2 separate regions of the Homo sapiens genome follow, and region 2 is linked to region 1. The links are chromatin loops, found by intact Hi-C in ENCODE. Cell type or tissue: OCI-LY7. All regions are shown on one strand.

The links. Peaks named below come from ENCODE experiments on the same cell type or tissue, not always from the same donor. Only the 100,000 strongest peaks of a DNase experiment are listed, where the experiment ranks them.
Region 2: it touches region 1 in a loop (6-fold over the local background); 1 of 110 quality-filtered maps calls a loop at or near these places.

What each region holds. Positions count from the first base shown.
Region 1 is chr1:37,026,453-37,031,452 of GRCh38, forward strand. The region is part of intron 1 of GRIK3 (glutamate ionotropic receptor kainate type subunit 3); the gene reads right to left. Among named protein-coding and RNA genes, the nearest start is that of GRIK3, 5.6 kb to the right of the region's middle. RefSeq lists an enhancer at 2,787-2,836. In OCI-LY7, CTCF peaks have their summits at 2,687 (motif pointing left) and 2,886; DNase peaks (open chromatin) are centred at 2,989 and 4,149; H3K4me3 peaks cover 3,577 bases; H3K27ac peaks cover 4,632 bases.
Region 2 is chr1:36,883,303-36,888,302 of GRCh38, forward strand. All of the region lies in intron 2 of GRIK3 (glutamate ionotropic receptor kainate type subunit 3), which reads right to left. Among named protein-coding and RNA genes, the nearest start is that of GRIK3, 150 kb to the right of the region's middle. In OCI-LY7, CTCF peaks have their summits at 2,420 and 2,631; DNase peaks (open chromatin) are centred at 979 and 1,689; H3K4me3 peaks cover 2,387 bases; H3K27ac peaks cover 2,844 bases.

The sequences.
Region 1 (5,000 bases):
ATGCAGACAGCCTCAGAGCTCAGAGTCGGTGGAGATGTGGCCCCACCCTTGGGGAACTCTCTTTTTTCTCCTAAAATTTATTAAGCATCGGGCACTATGCAAAGAGCTTTACGTACTTTATCTCCTTTAATCCTCACAATAACGCTATGCAGACAATACTGTAAGGGTCAACCACAAGATTTTTGTAGGTCAACAATAGCTGCACGTGGTTCAACCTAACGTTAATACTTCTATTTTATAGATGAGGAAATGGAAGCTCAGAGGTGCGGTGACTTCCCCAAGGTCACACAGCAAGTACACATTGGACTCACGTTCAAAAATAGATCCACCACATTTCATCAGACCCAAGACATGCCATTCTTTCTTGGAGTGCCAAGAAAGAAAAAATTCTGCAAGTAAACTTAGACATGACATGTGAGACACGAGCTGATGTCAGAGATATGAAAATGTGAAAAAAAAATCCCATCTTAGAATCAATGAAATATATTATTGACTCCAAAAAAAATCATTCTGTTTCTTGGAAGTGATGGGGGAGAGATGGCCTGAGACACCCTTGGGTAGCTCCTTGTCTAGTGGGGGAGGCACAATGCACATGCATTAGAGAAAGCCTAGATACCGACTCACCCCCAGAAAACCATGGCCAAGGTCAATACTGTTAGTAAACAAGGCATAAAGGTCAAAGGAAGCAAGGAGAAGGACCTGGGCAGCTGAGCTGTGACTAGGGAGAGGCAGTGTGGACCCTGGAGGCGATTTCCAAAGGAAATAAAACAAAGGAAGGAAGGGCAGACGGCTCTAGGGGCATGGCTGCTATGAAATGTGGCTATGAGAAACAAAAGAAAATCTGAACAACCTGTTGTCCTCAAACCCAGTCCCCTGGCCCTCAATTTGGTCTGATCTCTCCAAATCATGCTCAATTAGGATTTGTCTCTGGAGCACAAAGATAAGTGGGAGGAAAAGCATACTCCAGAAGCAAATTCAGATGCTGGGTCAGGGCCAGGATTTAAGGAGGCACCCCCTCTCATGGTCAGTCATGCAAGCAAAGGGTCCTCATTTGAGGGCCTCCTTAGAGTCAGCTCCCTGGAGGTCTCCCTAGCATCACCCTACACCCAGCCCTGTGCACAGACTCCTCCAAGGGCAAAAAGAAACGCTCAAGTGTGGACAGCATGTAAGCTCTTTTGAAAAGACGTCACACGTATTTAACCCAATGGGCAGTATCATCCCCATTTTACAGATGGGGAAATGGAGGCCCTGCAAAGTAACATAACCCTTCTGACCATGCCTGTCTCAAATCTGTCACCTTTGTAGTGACTTTGGGCAGTGCAGCTTCCCCTCACTTCCAGACAGCTCAGTCCCTGGCAGCCACCATTATCCCAGGCTCCCCTGGCCCCATGGGAGAAGGAATACTGCAGACAGAGAAGGGTAAGTCTGGGTTTGCCTTTGCTCTTGTAGACGGAATGGTGGATTAGGAAGACTCTTGCATCCAGGTCCCCATGCCCAACCCACGGTGTCTGTGACACAGCAACACATGTTCCAGGACCCAGAGGCAGCAGGCCCAATTTAGAAGGTCAGGATGTGACTCTTGCTTAAAAATAAAACGACCATAAAAACCTATTAGCCTTGAAGGGATGTTGGCAAGAAGGAACAGGACTAAGGAAGGAAAACGGGAAGTGAGGGAAGGAAGGAATAACAAAGACAGCTAATTCTCCAACCACCTTCTCTTTCCAGGTCCCTGGGTGAGGAGGATGGAGGTGAAGGAGACACAGACACGAGGCCCTTGGGTTTCCTCAAGGCTTTGACAATGTCTTTGAGGACAGCCTGGTGGTTCCAGTGGGGACATGTAGACTACAGACCCCAGAACAGTGGGATCCCTGTAGGTGAACTGGCCTCACCCAAGGGTGAGTCCGTCCTTTATTTAGGGCTTAGATTAAAGCCTCAAGCAGAGTCCAGAAGCCAGGACAATGTGGGATGTAGTACATGGAAGGATGTGTATTGGTAGGAAGGCTGGGAAAGACCATCCACACCTGGGCCCTGGAGGAGGCAAATATGCCACACAGCTCATCAGCAAGGCCAGTCTGACACTGAAAACTAGTGCTAGTGGAATTCAGAGTGGTAGAGCCCAGATGGCCATCCTCCCAGAGGAGGACCAACATAGCCCAGCCAGTGAGACCTCACTCAGCAACCAGAATGGGGAGTGGGGGTAGGGGCACCGCATTCAGCCCCTTAAAAACTGTTTCTTGCCATCTCCAGATGGCACAGCCAGCTAAATGCATGGGATCCAGAGGCAGGCACACCATACTTCTTATCCCACTTCTACCGCTCACTGGCTGTGCGATCTTGGGCAAGTGACGCCACCAAGCTTAGTTCCCTCACCTGTAAAATGGGATAATGTCTGTAGGTTGTGAAGGCTACCTAAGATGAAGAGAAGAGCCCTATGGCTCCATTTATTGAGCACTTACTATTTACCCACACTATGAGTCATTGTTTGAAAAGCATTTGGCACAGTGCTTAGTGGCTAATAATTGCACAATAAATTGGAGCCATCATATGGCTGTTGTCATTGTTGTTTCATTATTTTGATTTTGCTCCAGACCCAGGTGGGGCCCCAGGCAGAAGACACTGCGGTGGCCGTCTCAGCACAGGCACACTGCCCTCTGGTGCTGCTGCTGAAGAATCAGCACCTGGGAGAAGAGCGATTCCAGGAATCAAGCCCAAGGCCAAGGCGCCAGCCCCATCCGCATCAGCTCCGTTTCCATACCAGGCAGGCCCTTAGTGCATCTGTCTTCCCAGAGCTGCAGCCCTACCACACTGGCCTCTGGAGGACAAGCGAGTGCCTGCTGGGTGCTAGCCTCAACGAGGGCCCTGCTCCTGCAACATTGGTCCTCTCTGTTGCCAGGCGGGGTGTGCAAAGTCCCCCAGTTCCTCTCCGTGCTGCCCAGTGGAGTGAAGCACCCGCTGTTTCAGTTCCCTCTGGAAGGTCCTGAGCAAGCAAGGCAAGCCAGGCTGCAGCTGCAAGGAAGAGACAGGGGCAGCTGCTGTGGCAAGTAGAGGAGGCGCCACCTCAGCAGACCAGAAACAGTCCCAGTCACTGAGATCAAACAGGTCTCCTGCTAAAAGAACCCCCTTCACCAAGCAGGCCTGCAGTCTGTCCTACATATGGCCTTATACTTCTCTCAAGAGGAGGGGTAGTTCCACAGCCCACGGGGGCATCTGTGCTTCCTCCCCCATGGAGGGGACTGTTTCCTGGGACAGGCACAGAGTGCCTGTGGGAACGTGGGGATTCAGGAAGGCTTACAGCCCCACAAAGGATCCTAAAAGCCACTAGGCAGCTTGCATTTCTGGAGTGGTTGGAGGCAGCTTGCATTTCTGGAGGGGTCGGGGATAAAGAGCCATCCTGCAAAGCCCTTTGAAAACAGCACATGAGCTGGACTTCTGAGGTCAGCCATCCTGCCGGCTACAGGAGGATGCAGGTGACCTTGGAAGAGCCTAGTGAGGCCAGGGTGCCTGGCTCACCTTGCATAAACCACCTCTAAAGACCCTAGGTCATTCTGACATCAAAAGACTGTTTAGCGAAGTGCGAGGCAGGCATCAGGAAGAAAATTAAACTCCAGTTGAGAAGGAGGAAAGCTGGGGCTAACAGCAGCAGCTGGGCTGAAAAGTGGAGGTAGAAATTCCTCAAGTTAATGCTCTCTAAGGCCCCGCGGGCCACTCCCAGGTCTTGTCTGAAGCTATTTACTTCCAGGGGGGAAAACCCTATTGATCTTCATTCAGCTGCTGTCTGCTCCTACAAGGCAGCGATGTTTCAGCGCATCACCAGTCACTGTGAGAAATTTCTCATTGTTTTATACACAGCGGCTCCCAAACTCAAGAGATGAATGTTTAGGATAATTTGGGTGAACCAGTCATAGGAGTTACAGATGAGGCCGGTTTGGGAACTCTGAGGGAGGGGGTGTCTCTCCCCAGGGATCGGCTGCTGTTGCCTGCTGGGCCCCTGTATATTCAGGAAACTCAGGACCTTGCAGCTCAGTTCTGCTCTATCTGTAGATGCTCAGAGTCCAGAGCTGGGCCAACCCTTCCTTTTCCCCACCCCCCACCCCCTCCCCCCCCCCAACACCTGCTTTATGTCTCTGCAGTCATTTGGCTTCAAACCTCCCCACTGGCTGGCTGGAGATCGCCACCATCCACTTGAGCTCCTCAACACACAGAAGAGCTGGCCAGGCTTCCCCAGCTGCTGCCACCACTGTCTAGTTCCCTTTTCAAATTCCAGGCTGGCCCTCAATCCTACATATGCCCATAACATGAGGAGAGAACTAACCATGAAACCTACAATGGCATAACAGTGCCCGCCAGCCTGCACTAAAGGGAACTTTGAAACCACAGAACATACCAACCATTAAGGCCAACCAAATAGTTTACAGATGGAGAAACTGAGGCCTGGGGTGCCAGGGAGAGGTGTGATTTGATGGAAATGGCCCAACAAACTGGTGGCAGATGCAGCAGAAAACCCAGACCTCCTGGCTCCAAGTCCAGCAGCCCCTCCACTACAGATTTGGGGTCAGGTAACCTGGAAATTCAGGTCCCCACGGGAGGTCACTGAAGCCCGTTTGGCTGAGAGAATCTATGCATTAAACTGCCTTCCGTAAGTTAAGACTGGGATTCACCCAAACAATAATAACGACGATAATAATAATAAAATGCCAAACAATATGGCTTGAAAACCTTCAATGCACAACATTTGATAATCATACATAGAATACATCTTCCACATATTCACATAAAATAATCAATGATCATTTTTTCTCGCAGACTACAATCCAATCATTCTCTCTCCCTTGCTCTCTCCCTCACTCTCTTTTGTTACTTGCAAACCATCCAAGCAATCAATGCCTTGACCTCTCCTTCTGATAGACACAATTACAAAAAGACAGAGCAATGCAATTCATCTATTCAAGACGGATTGTTTGAACACTCTGTCACACTGCTGAGCTATCCATCTCCTTGTC
Region 2 (5,000 bases), 140 kb before region 1:
CTCCTACACAGTGACATGGGGAGAGGTAGCACCAGGACCCCATTCTCCCCCTTTCTCTTTTACCACTGGCTCCATCCTGAACCATAAGGGGCCTTGCATTCTCTGTGGAAACCCCAGCCCTTATGTCCAAACACTGTCTACACCCACTGCAAACAGCTGCCCCTTGGTCACCCTTAGGGCCTAAAAGTGCACCTCCTGCAAGTATGGCTTTCCCTCTGGAAGACAGACCCAAGGAAGAGGCCCACGCATGTCCTAGAAGTGGGCTCAGGGGCAAGTGGGCAGGAAATTCAGGGTTCTAGATCCTTAGAGGAAAGTCTGGAAGGGCAGGGCACAGGCTCCTGGTGGGTATGTCCCCTGGTCCCACTGACTCCTTGTCCCGGGAGGAGAGGCCAACCAGAGGAGGCAGAGGGCAAGACATCAAAGCACAGGCCCTGGGAAAGGGTCCCTCTCGCCTGGGCTTAAGGATGGTCCAGATTGATCCAGATTGATCCAGAGGTACAGGGTAGTTTTGAATCCATCAGAATATGTGGTCTTGGGTTGTGTTTCCTGTTGACTCACATCCACCACTCCCACTGCCTCCTGGAAATGGGAGATTTTATATAAAGAAGTTATTTTTCCTGAAATCTGTACTTCTACCAGGAACACCAGAGATTGCCACTTAAGGGCAAGGTGAAAGATATAGCAATGTGATGAGCTGGCTAGTTTTTGTTAGGGGTCTGCTGGAGCCCCCTGTAACACGGGGCAGAACAGCAGCAGTGCCAGTACAGAGGGTATCTCCTGGGCAACCCAGGATTCATTGTGGCCAAGGCCAGGTGCAGGAGAGCACATACAACGGGGGCATGGCATCCTCCTGGTGCTTCTGTAGTTCTGGGACTGGGAGCCAAGTCGGGGAAGCACCATCTTGTTCCTGCTCTTGTCACCTTTGAGTCAACATGCCTTGGGTAGCCCTTGGTGTGAGCAGGTGTGTGAGACAAACCACAGTGATAATAAATGCTTTAAAAACAGGAACTCTGGGTTTGCTGGTGAATTGTCAAATTTAGGACTAGTTCTTTTTTCAGTTCCCTCTCCCCAAGGAGGCCATGCTCGGACCTGCACCCTCACTGCCCATTCGTGCTATTCTTCTGCCGTCTGGGGGTGTTGCATATCTTCCCCGACAACCTTGTCCCCTTCAGATTAGGCACTTCCTGAGGAAGGAGGCCATGTGTGAGTCACTCTGCAACCATGGGAGCTGGGTACCAACATGGAAGAGATGGTAACAGTGAGTGACAGCAGTCCAGGGCTTGCCCAAGCCTGAGGCCGTGGGCACCCTGTAAACCCTGTAGGTTTCCCTCATACTCTCTCCTACCTTTGTTTTGACCCTTCTAGCTGTCCCCTGATGCCTCTGGTTTCTGTCCCACTATATTATCTGTCTATTCTTTTTCCTGGAACACCTTCAGTTTGAAGACTTGGTTGAATGATTTGAATGTCTCATTCCCTCCCACCACCACCTCTACGCATCTGCCTCTTAGATTTCCTTCATTGATTGATGCCTTGAAGCAGTCAGGTCCAGGCTTCCCTGCCACTGCTACCATTACACGGCCTGGCCTCTTAGGTCATGTCCAAGGTCTGGGCATGTTGTTGGACCAAGGCAAGGGAGAGTGGACCAACACAAAGTCTGATGATGCAGAGGATTGTAAGAGTGTTCTTCAAAGAAGTGACTTTTATTTTGACACAGACTGTGAGGATTATGACAAAGGCAACTGAAATCGTTGTGATACTAAAGACCATATTGTGAGGCTGCCAATGATGATAATGGTGACGGCATTGCTGAGGGTGAAATTAATCATGTTGATGTTGTGATAGTAATGGCGGGATGGTGATGTTGATGTTGGTGTTGATGAGACTGACAATGATAAATGTGTTGGTGCCTTCACTGTAGTGGTGATAATGACAGGGGATGACGGGATGTCAGCATTGATGAGAGAGGAGGTGATCACAACGTTGATGGTACTGACAGTATCAGTGGGATGGTGGCAGAGATGTTGGTGCTGATGAGACTGGTGATGATGAAGATGTTGCTGTCATGGCAGTGATGGAGGTGATGACAGTGGGGGTAGTGTTGGTGGTGCTGATATTAAGAGTGGAGATGATACCATTGTTGCTGGTGAAAACAGTAATTGTGGTGCTGGTGTACTGGTGTTGATAGTAGAGTCAATGGTGGTGATGATGATGATGACCACACTGGGTTTCATTCTGCAAGAGATGCAGTGATTAGACTTTACTCTTGCATAGCAGGAAGCATCAGTCCTGGCCTTCACCTATTGCTTTTCCCTGGCCTCTCTCCACCTCCCCTTTCCTGTCTCCTCCATGTTCCTTCCACCCTCTGAGGACTTCCCAGCTGGGAAGAACACTGCTGCCCCCACAGGGACCAGGGCAGGGCTTACAGCAGCAGCAGCAGCTTTTCTTCCAGATGTTTCCAGGGCAGCAGCCAACTCTTGTTCTGGCAGCCCTGATCACACTGCAGTAATTACATTATTTGTGGCTTCAATTTTAAATCCATTTTCTGGTCATTTTACAGTAACTCAATGGTTCACAGTCATTGCAGGAGTCCACAGCCTGAATGCTGTCCCCCCACTCCCTTTCCATGGCAATTGTAGTTATGGCAAAAATTATCCCAATCAATTTGTGTCTTAAAAGGAATTGAGCAGCCCAGAGAATAAGTGAAGGCGGAGGAGCCTGGGGAGCCCTGGGTCAATTCCAGGCCCACTCCGGTCAGCCTTGGAAGAAAACACAGACACTCTCTGCGCTGCTGCTGCCTCTGGCGCTGCCTGGAAGTCACTCATCTTTTAATTTCCACAAAACATGAAAAGATAAAGACAATAAGAGAAAGTCCATTTTAACAGGGAAAGGCCCCCGGCCTCATGTGGAGGGAAGGACTAATTCAAGCAGAGCTGGCAGGGCAGGTGGTGCCAGGCTTTATGCCTCTGTGTCCCCTCCCCCCACAGGGCCCGAGGTGGCTGGATCCAGCTGGAGGGGAAGAAAGCAATGACGAGGACTTCTGTCTAGGGAAAATGAATTATTTCTGGATTAATTAGAATTTGCCCCAAGCCCCAGGTTCCTTGGAAGAGTCCTAAAGATGCCTCAGGAGAATGCTGTTTAAAAAACCAAAGATGAGAAGAAAAAATAAAGATCATGGAACATGGGGCTCTCCCTGAGGGATAGAGGGTACCCAAAGGGGAGTGTGATCCAACAGCAGGAATGTGCCAAGGTGTGACAGTGGTGTTGCCAGTCATAGCAGAGGGATGGTATCTGTCTTAGGCATGTCATCACAGGGACATTGAGGGTTGCAGAAAGATGGCACTTAATTTTTTTATTGAGATATAAAATATAGTAAAGTGCATTAATGTTAAGCACATGACTGTTATGAATTTTCACATATAATTTCATTCATACGTCATGCACTCATGTATGCTACACTATCTCAGTCAAGCTACAGAGCGTTTCCAACACCTAAGAAGGGTCTCTCTTGCTCCTTCCCAGTCAATATCCACTCACTGCACACTACTCCCTCTCCCAGAGGAAATCTCTTTTCTTTCACTCAATACTATATCTGTGAGGTTCACCTATGATGTTGAGTGGAGAAAGTTTATTCTTTTTTTAATTGCTGATTAAAATTCCATTGTATAATTATATCCGAATCTATCCATTCTCCTACTGATGGACCTTTAATTTACTTCTAACTTTTGATTATTACCATTAAAGTGGCTAGAAACATCGTTATAGGCACAAGCTTTAGTAGATACTGCCAAATAGTTCTCCTAAGAAATGGAAGGTTTTACTCCCATCAGCATTGTATAGAAAAAATAAGCCCAAACCCCTGCCTCCCACCATACACAGAAAATCAATGTGAGATAGATCACAGAGCTAACTATGAAAGATAAAACAACAGCATTTCTAGGAAAAAAATGAGAAAATATCTTCATAACCTTAGGTTAGACAAAGACTTCTCAAACAACACAAAATACATTAACCATAATGGAAAATATTGATAAATTGGACTTCTTTAAATTAAGAACTTTACTCCTCAAAAGAAACTGTTAAGAGAATGTAAAGGGAAGCCCACATGTAATGCATATATGCAATAGAGATATCTCTCCAACAAAGGATGCAATAATATATAAATCAAGAATATAGGCGGGGCGTGGTGGCTCATACTTGTAATCCCAGCACTTTAGGAGGCTGAGGTGGGTGGATCACGAGGTCAGGAGTTCGAGACCAGTCTGGCCAACATGATGAAACCCTACCTGTACTAAAAATACAAAGAATCATTTGGGTGTGGTGGTGGATGCCTGTAATCCCAGCTACTTGGGAGGCTGAGGCAGGAGAATTGCTTGAACCCAAGAGGCGGAGGTTGCAATGAGCTGAGGTGGCACCACTGCACTCCAGCCTGGGCAACAAGAGTGAAATTCCATCTCAAAAAAAAAAAAAAAATATATATATATATATATAGTGAGAGAGAGAGAGAGTGAGAGAGAGAGAGAGACAGAGATTCACTATATATATATAATGAGACTCACTACAGAAACCACCAGAATGGCCAAAATTTAAAAATAAAACTGACTTTACCAAGTGCTAGTGAAGATGTAGGGCAAGTGCCACTCTCAAACATAGCTGTGGGGAGTTCAGACTGTGCAGCAGCTTTGGATAACTGTTTAGCTGAACATATGTACATACTGTGACCCGCATACTTCCACTCCTAAGTATATACCCAACAAAAATGAGTATACATGTGCATCACAAGACATCTACATGAACGTCCACAGCAGGAATGCAGGTAATAGCCCCAAGCAGAAACCAACACATAAGTGTAACAAAAGTGAAATGGATTTGTTTAAAATGGGGCATATTCATGTAACAGAACACTGTACATCAATGAAGACCAGTATATTCAACCACGTAGACAATCTCACGGATACGAGACAAAGCAAAGAGCAAGGCTTAAAAGAGTAGACACTGAATGA